2 separate regions of the Homo sapiens genome follow, and region 1 is linked to region 2. Evidence: read pairs that join two places in POLR2A ChIA-PET (ENCODE). Cell type or tissue: GM12878. All regions are shown on one strand. Each heading gives the region's core, and the rest is flanking DNA. Links, peaks and the distances in the headings are about the cores only. Region 1 holds the start of ADISSP (adipose secreted signaling protein). Region 2 has its middle 46 kb from the start of SMOX.

Region 1 (4,237 bases), core at 1-4,000, 340 kb before region 2:
ACAGCTCAAGGGGTGAGGGGGCCTCCCTCCTCCTGCCTCCCCCTTCTCCCACTCCCAAAGCAGCCAGGTCCCTAGGGAGGGTCAGAGAACAGATGCTGGGAGTTTCCAGTCCCCCTAACCAGAGGGGGTCACAAGGAAGATGTGCAGAATGAACATCCTGGGAAACTGGGAAATGACTAGGGAGGAACATGGTGCCTCCCCGCCAGCAAAAAAAATTATACCCTTCCCCATGAGATGGAGTGTCAGCAAGCTTCCAGGCCCCAGCCCAGGGTGCAGGAAGAGGAGCTACACCCATTCACCTCTGGTCAGCATGCTCCCAACGTCTGAGACCTCATTTCTCATTCCTTCTTCAGTCCCCATTCTCATTGTGGTTCGAGGTCTTTCTCTCTGAGCCAGGAACTCCGCAACCTTCCACCCTCCCTACCTCTTCCTCTCCTACCCCAGCCTGGGGCTCAGTCCTGGCTCAAGCACTCAGTCCAGCAGAAGCACTGTGTAGCCTCCCATTAAAGCTCACGCCTGTGAAAAGAACAGCCATTGAGGCCTTGAGATGGGGCCACACTGACCCGCTGACTCTCAGGACTGGACACAGCAGAGGCCACACATACTCAGAACAAAGCCTGGAAAGGCAAGGCTGGAGGTCAGTAGTTGTGGCAGCTTCACATCAACTCAGCTTTAATGTGATTTAATTTCCTTCTCCCTCCAGTGGGCCAAAGGTGCAAAGATAAGTATGGCTGTTCTCTCTCCTTCTAACAGTGAGGTGCTGGGGGTGGGGGTGGGGGAATATGGAGAAGGGACCCTCACCACCCACACCTTCCTGCCTCCCCAACAAGTGCTGCCCTCCTCTGCCCAGCATTCTCCCCACTTTGCCCTCAGCTAGTGGGTGCTTAGCCTCCAGATAGCATGCCCCACCTAGGCCCTGCCCTGGGCCTGTGATCCAGAGGTCCCAAGAAGCAGAGGCCAGGCTGGATCCAGGGGGTCAGCCAAGGTGAGGGTGGGAGCACACAGGATTATCTCCCAGGGACAGGGCTGCTGCCTCGTAGCTCAGGATGGATAGAATGTGGGGGGATATCCAGCTACATTTTCCCTCCACAAAAGACCAGAATGGGAGAGGGATGGGGTGCTGCCCCGACTTTCTTCAACTCCCCGGAGCAGAAAAATGCCCTACCTCCACTTTCCAGTGCCAAGATTCAAGAAGAAAGGCAAGCGGAGACTTCCCTTTCTCAGTCCCTGCTTACTAATGGAAACACGGGTCCAGAACCTAAATCCAGTCCCTCCTCCTTCATACCACCGGGAGGGAGGTGCAGCCCAAGCCCCCGAGGCCCCAAGGGTCCAGGTGTAGGACCCTTTATCCTCTCCGGCAGCCATCCCTGTGGGTGTGGCACCCCCGCCACACCCCATTCTTGTCATCTCAGGGGGAGGGGGGAAATGTAATCGGACATCCCCCCCATCCAATCCATCCTGAGCTGCGAGGCGGCGGCTCTGTCCCTCGGAGATAATCCTGTGCACTCCCCACCTTCACTCACCTCGGCTGACGCAGGAGTCTCCGGAGCCCGCACTCCCAGACATCACTGCCCTCCTTCCTGAGGGTGCTGAGGCTCGGAGGCTCAGAGATGCTACTGGTCCAAGGTCATGCAGCGAGGCAGCGGCAATGAACAGGGTCGTGGGGAGGAGGGGGCGCTGACCCCATTACGCCCCCGCCCTCACTACCGCACTCATGCCCCCGGACAATCGCTTCGCGGAAAACACCCCAGCTGCACCAGCTAACGGTCACTGCGCCCCGGGAACCTGACATCACTCTAGTTCAGGTGCTGGGGAGTCCTCCAGGCCCGGCCCCGACAGCGGAGCCCCCCACCCCAGCCCTGCCATCACGGCCGCTGGGGTCCCAGGCACTGACTGCTCAGGACAGGGCCGGGACCGGGAGGGGACCTCGGCGAACGGGAAGGAACCGGGAGGCAGGGAGCAGAGGGGTGGCCTCACCTTGCGGGGTGCACCCCGGGGCCGGGGAGGGCAGGGACGACCACTGCAGCGGCGGCGGCTGCAGGAGCTCAACGCCGAGCACGAGGAAGGGAGCCCCGCGCCGCGGCCGCCCTCCCGTCGGCACGCCCCCGCCTCCGCCCATTGGTTGATCTGGGAGGGTGGGGCGAGGGACGCTCCGGACCAATGAGCGGGCTCCAAAGAACGGCCAACTGGCGAGGGCCGCCTACGTCACGTGCCAGGGTCGCCGAGGCAGCGCCCTGCTAGTCCGCGCCTGCCGGGCGAGCTCTCGCGAGGAAGACGGGCAGGCGGCCCAACTAGGCCAGGGGCCAGAACCGACCACTCGAAGAGGGAGAAGGAGGGCCTCGGATAGGCCCCGCCCCCGCTCCTTCTTCCGCCTGGGGGATAGCGCCTCTAGCCTTGAACCTTGCTTAGGACGCACCTCCCTTGGGCCCTTCGCTCTCGGGAGGGCTGTCGGGCGCGTCTCGGGGCTGGGTGGAGCTCCCGAAGGTGGCCTTTCTCCCTGGGCTTCCACGCCGGCTTCGGCCATCGATACGGGCCGTGTTGGTCTCGTTCAGGAGCTGAGGAACCCTCCATCACTCCTGTTTCGACCCCAGGGTTTGGACCTCTTCCCCTTCCACCCCATCCCCTGTCTCGAAAGAAGCAACCCCCGTGCGGGCCCGAGACGCGTCCCGGGTGCCTGGCCCGGCCTGGAGAAGCATCAGAACAAAGAAGGCACGCGGGCTGGGGGCTGGGAGAGCCTGTGACGCGCCCCCGGGGACCGCAGCCTCTGCTCCCGGTCTCCATGGAGGCGGTCGCCATGGCAGCGAGATGCGCCTCGCTCAGCACCGCGGGGTGGGATGTGGGCGCCTGCAATGAGCCGAGGAGCGAGAGGCGTGGCCCTCCGGTCTGCGGGGGTTCTTGCCGGTGCTCTCCGCCCGCCGGTTCGCGAACACCCCACCTATACTTCGCCCGTGGGGACGGATTCCCCAAAGTGCCCTCAGTAAGCCGTCCGGAGCACGCAGCGCCTTGCTTCCAACGGAACTAGAGAGACGGCCTGGGCGGCCGAAGGCCAGCCTCCCTTCAGCAGGGCCGGGGTCGCTGCCTTAAAGGAGCCCTCAAGTCTGCCACCCTGTGGCCCATAACCTGTCTGCTGATCTCCAGTCTGCACACTGTTGGCAAATTAATCTTTCTGAGCTCTTGTTTTCATCGCGTCCCTCTCCTGCTCCAAAGCCCTCTGGGACTGCCTCCAGTAGCGCTTCACAAACTTCAGCAGCACTTTGGGTGACTCATGTGCCCTCGCGTTTGAGAGACAGCGCTTACATTGAGAGCTTTTCACATTCTGATCTCAGCCCATCCACTCCTGCCCACTCTACCCACTCCCACCACACTACCTTTAGACCTTGTCTTGAAAGTCTAAAGTTGGCAGACGGTGGGCCCAAAGTGGCCCGTAGGTGTATTTTGTTTAGCTCACATGGGGCTTTTTAAAAGAAGTCCTTCCCCCTCCTGCCTCCTCCGCCTCTTTCTGGAATCAGGAATCTGGTTTCGTGGCTTTTGAAATATCAGAAGATCTGACAACATGGGCTCACTTTCCAGCCTGGCATTACAAGCCCCTTTAAGAGCACATAAATTTACCATAGTCCCCGCTAATCCCTGTTTCTCACGGTTAGTTACCTTCTGGGTCTGTGCAGACATTTGTGATCCCCTCCCCCTCATTATCCCACCTTCCAACCTGGAAGGCCCTCCCCGCTCTCTTCTCATAGCCAAAATTCAAGCCCTCTTCAACCAAGATAAGTTTTGCCTATTTATTTATTTATTTATTTTTGAGACAGAGTCTCACTCTGTCGCCCAGGCTTGAGTTCAGTGGTGCCATCTCGGCTGACTACAGCCTCCACCCCCTCCCCCGCCGGGTTCAAGCCATTCTCCTGCCTCAGCCTCCCAAGTAGCTGGGATTCTAGGTGCGCGCCACCACACCCAGGGCTAATTTTTGTATTTTTAGTGGAGACAGGGTTTCACCATGTTGGTCAGGTGGGTCTCAAACTCCTAGCCTCAAGTGATCTGCCTGCCTCAGCCTCCCAAAGTGCTGGGATTACAGGCATGAGCCACCGCGCCTGGCCCAAGCCTGCCTTTTTCAAAAGTCTTTCTAGCCAACTTCTCAAAACCATCTCTGGTGTGGGCTCTCTCAAACACAAACTGGCTGCTAACTGCACAGCCCGGGGTTATTTCCGAATTGTCAACTCCTTTCAGCAAACATTTACTGAAT
Region 2 (4,511 bases), core at 277-4,276:
TGGATGCTATAGTAAGCTATAATCAAGGTCTCTCTCTGTGTTGTGCCACTGCACTCCAGCTTTATCAACATAGTGACCTCGTCTCTCTCTATATATACAAAGTCAATGTAGTGTCATGGGTTAAAAAATATGTGATGTGCCTGTGTGTGATCAGCACTGTTTAACAGAAACAAAGTGAACCACAAATGTGAGTCATATACAGTATGTAACTTTTAATTTTCTAGTAGTCACATTAAAAAAGTAAAGGCCAGGTGTGGTGGCTCACGCATGTAATCTCAGCACTTTGGGAGGCTGAGGTGGGTGGATCACCTGAGGTCAGGTGTTCAAGGCCAGCCTGACCAACATGGAGAAACCCTGTCTCTACTAAAAATACAAAATTAGCTGGGCGTGGTGGCGCATGCCTGTAATCCCAACTACTCAGGAGGCTGAGGCAGGAGAATCACTTGAACCTGGGAGGCAGAGGTTGTGGTGAGCCCAGATCGCGCCATTGTACTCCAGCCTGGGCAACAAGAGTGAAACTCTGTCTCAAAAAAAAAAAAAACCAAAAATGTAAAAAGAAACTGGTTAAATTAGTTTTAATAATTGTTACTAATTTATTAATATTAAATTAGAATAAATAATTAACCTAGTGTAATAGTTTTTTTATTACTGCTGTCATAAACTTATTAGTAATTTGTTATCTTACGGTGCTATAGGTCAGAAGTCCGATACAGGTCTCATCAGACTAAAACCAAGGCGTGGTAGGCTGTGTTCTTTTCTGGAGGTTCTGGGAGAGAATCAATTTCTTGCTCATTTGGGTTGTTGGCAGAATTTACTACCTTGCTGAGGTCCTTGTTTTCTTGCTAGCTGTACGCTGAGGGATGTTCTTAGCTTCCAGAGACTGCTGTATTTCTTGGCTTCTGGTTTTCTTTCTTCATCTTTGAAGCCAGCAATGGCAGGTCAAGTACTTCTCAGGTTGCATCTCCCCGATACAGTTGGGAAAGGTTCATTGCTTTTAAGAACTCATGTGATTAGATTGGACCCACCTAGATAATTCAGTATAATCTCCCTATAGTAAAATCCTTAAACTTAGTCACAGCTGCAAAATCTATTTTGCTCTGTACAGTAATATATTCTCACACGTTCTAGGGATTAGGGCATGGACATCTTTGGGGTGCATTATTCTGCCTCACCCTCAATATATCAAAAAAATTTTCAGTTCTATATGTAAGCCATAAAAAATTTATTAATGAGCTATTTTACATTACTTTTTGTGAGTACTAGTTCTTTGAAATTCATTGTGGGTTTTATACTTATGGCACATCTCAGTTTGGATCAGGCACATTTCAAGTTCTTAATAGCCACTAACCACTTGCGGCTTCTGTATTGAATGGTCCAGTTCTAGATTAAAGGACACAAAAGAGACAGAAACCTGATACAAACAATAATTAGATTTTGATTTAAGAAAATACAAATCAAAACAATGTAGCTACATAAGACATTTTGGAAACAACTGGGGATATTTGTATATAGATTTAAATAATCAGCACCACTTACTGTTAATTATTTTAGCCGTGGTATTGGCCTTGACGTAGGAGGATGTTGAGAGTTTTAGGAGATGTGCATTGCTGTGATCACCCCACAGATGTGGGATAGATCTCCCCTAACCCACGTGAAATTTGGTTTGGATGTTGAGACTGATGATGCTATCTGCACACCGAGAAGGCATGAAAAGATTTGTGACTCATGTAATGAGCCATTCTGGGGAGAGTACAGCAGGTTCCTAAACAGGCCCCAAAGTAGCTTGAGAATGCAGACAGGGGCAGCTGGCCTGGCTTTGTGTTTGGAAGGGAGGCTGGGGTGAGGGCCCCTACCCATGGGCTGGGTTTGTGTGGGTGAAACTATCTGCCAGCAGCAAGGGAGGGAGCAGCTGGGCTTTTTTATTGGTTTGTCCAGCTATACGGCAAGAGGGGAAAAGGGAGGGATGGGGCTTGACAGCTGTCAGCAGTTAATCATCAAAAATGGAGTCAGAATTGGCTGGGCGCGGTGGCTTACGCCTGTCATCCCAGCACTCTAGGAGGCCGGGTTGGGAGGATCACCTGAGGTCAGGATTTCGAGACCAGCCTGACCAACATGGAGAAACCCCGTGTCTACTAAAAATACAAAATTAGCCGGACGTGGTGGCGCATGCCTGTAATCCCAGCTACTTGGGAGGCTGCGGTGGGAGAATCACTTGAAGCTGGGAGGGGGAGGTTGCAGTGAGCCGAGATCGTGCCATTGCACTGCAGCCTGGGCAACAAGAGTGAAACTCCGTCTCAAAAAAAAAAAAAAAAAAAAATGGAGTCAGACTCATTACAGTTCACCCCGATGCTCGACTGCTGACTGAAAGGTGCCATGTTTCATTTGATTTCATTTGAACTTGTTTAAGTGAACCATTATGGTGCCCTATGAGACCTTGAGTCTGAGGCCAATAAAGGAGGTGAAAGTTCTGTTAAACATCTTTTCCAAGAGCCCAGTATTCATTGTCAAAATTAAAAATGTTTGTGCTTCAAAGGACACCAGGAGCAAGTGAAGACACAGCCTACAGAATAAAAAAATTTTTTTTTGCAATTCATATATCCGATGATGGACTTGTCTCTAGACAAGTCCTCTAAAGAACTTTTTCAGTTCAATAATAAAAAAAAAATAGCCCCATCAAGAATGGGTACTATTGCAGAGTAAAAAGACAACTGACAGAATGGTAGAAAATATCTGTAAATCATATTTGATTAGGTTGTAATATCCTGAATATATAAAGAACACCTACAACCCAACAACAAAAAGACAAACAACCCAATTTTAAAAATGGGCAAAGGGCTGGGCTCGGTGGCTCAAGCCTGTAATCCCAGCACTTTGGGAGGCCGAGGTGAGTGGATCACTTGAGGTTAGGAGTTTGAGACCAGCCTGATCAACATGGTGAAACCCCGTCTCTACTAAAAATACAAAAATTAGCTGGGTGTCGTGGCAGGCACCTGTAATCCCAGCTCAGGAGGCTGAGGCAGGAGAATCACTTGAACCCAGGAGGCGGAGGTTGCAGTGAGCCAAGATTGCACCACTGCACTCCAGCCTGGGCGTCAGAGCGAGACCCTGTCTCAAAAAAAAAAAAAAAAAAAAAAGTATTGTGGTAATTCACTGTGAGGCACCACTCATCCTTTCCAGGTTCACAAACAGGCTATTAAATGGAGAAACAGTGTGGATAATCACCCCTTTTCTGAATAAATCTTGTATAATGAGTTTTAATCCTTGAAGGCCCTGCTTTAATTTATGTTGGGCCACATTAACTATTTTAAATGAAAAGGAAGAGGTGGGTCCATGGGGTCCCATTTTGTCAACCTGATTGTTAAGTGCCAAAGACTTAAATGAATTTTAATGTATTAGTCATTGGATCAGAGAGTCCATGCCCATTATAGGACATTTTAGAATAATGGGTGCTATGACTACAGGGAATTTAGGCAAGGCAATAGTTCAGATGGTTAAGGCGAGGCATACCTGTTTCTCCTGTCATATTTAGTAACTTCCCTAAGATTACAAAGGGTACCTTGTCTTAATTTAGTGGGATCACTGGTATAACTGTAATTTGAGCCCCAGGATTAAGAAAATGACATTTTCCCAATTGGTACATTTCAGCAGATGTTGAACTTAATTCAAAACTCATGTTGTAGAGGCGCAAAAGCCATTCGGCACCCTTTCATGTTTTTGTTGTATAAATTCTTTCAGTAAATTTTGGATTCCCGGCTGGGCGCGGTGGCTCACGCCTGTAACCCCAACACTTTGGGAGGCCGAGGTGGGTGGATCACCTGAGGCCAGGAGTTTGAGACCAGCCTGGTCAACATGGCAAACCTCCATCTCTACTAAAAATACAAACATTAGCTGGGCGCGGTGGCTCCCGCCTGTAGTCCCAGCAACTTCGGAGGCTGAGGCAGGAGAATTGCTTGAACCCGGGAGGCGGAGGTTGCAGTGAGCCAAGATTGTGCCACTGCACTCCAGCCTAGGTGACAGAGCGAGACGCTGTCTCAAAAACCAAAAAATTATTTTGGATTTCTACTTGGGTCATCCCCAACTGTGGACCTTGGTTTTTTGTTTTCTCCCCCTGTATCCAGGTATCTGGAGGGAGGTGGTTACTCACTGTGGTTTGAGGCAGGTCCCCTCCATCTTTGCCATATTTGTAAGCTTCATCCTTCAGAGGGTCTCACATTAGCATGGTCAGGGCGCGCCTCCTCCAGGGCAGTGGTTACCTTGTTGGCTAAGGGACACAGACTTCACGGGGGCAGAGCAGCCCTGTTGCGTGTTGATAAGTTGTGGCACTCAGCTGACCCCAGAATCTTTGTTGGTCCATTTTACAGCTGTCCAATAGGGCCAGGGTATCCTCTAACCCCTTAGGAGGGGCTGAGATAAAGCATTCAGGCCTTTTTCACAGGAGTCTGTCCATGGGATGTCATGGATGTCTTTTTCTTATAACCCTGGGGATCAGGGTCTTTGGTGTGAGAGAGGCA

What was found. ChIA-PET counts read pairs that join two places held together with the same protein. Peaks named below come from ENCODE experiments on the same cell type or tissue, not always from the same donor. Only the 100,000 strongest peaks of a DNase experiment are listed, where the experiment ranks them.
Region 1: POLR2A ChIA-PET joins it to region 2 with 10 read pairs; 2 of 35 experiments call an interaction of 5 or more read pairs at or near these places.

The regions. Positions count from the first base shown.
Region 1 is chr20:3,765,686-3,769,922 of GRCh38, forward strand. It overlaps ADISSP (adipose secreted signaling protein), which reads right to left and starts at 2,068. Exons shown (of 6, transcript NM_001258429.2): 1 at 1,978-2,068. RefSeq lists enhancers at 1,213-1,977, 2,105-2,691, 3,353-3,402 and a silencer at 1,963-2,202. In GM12878, for the core only: CTCF peaks have their summits at 2,385 and 3,106 (motif pointing left); a DNase peak (open chromatin) is centred at 2,216; H3K4me3 peaks cover 3,053 bases; H3K27ac peaks cover 1,087 bases.
Region 2 is chr20:4,100,743-4,105,253 of GRCh38, forward strand. No RefSeq gene overlaps it. Among named protein-coding and RNA genes, the nearest start is that of SMOX, 46 kb to the right of the region's middle. In GM12878, for the core only: no CTCF peak of the experiment used is centred there; no DNase peak of the experiment used is centred there.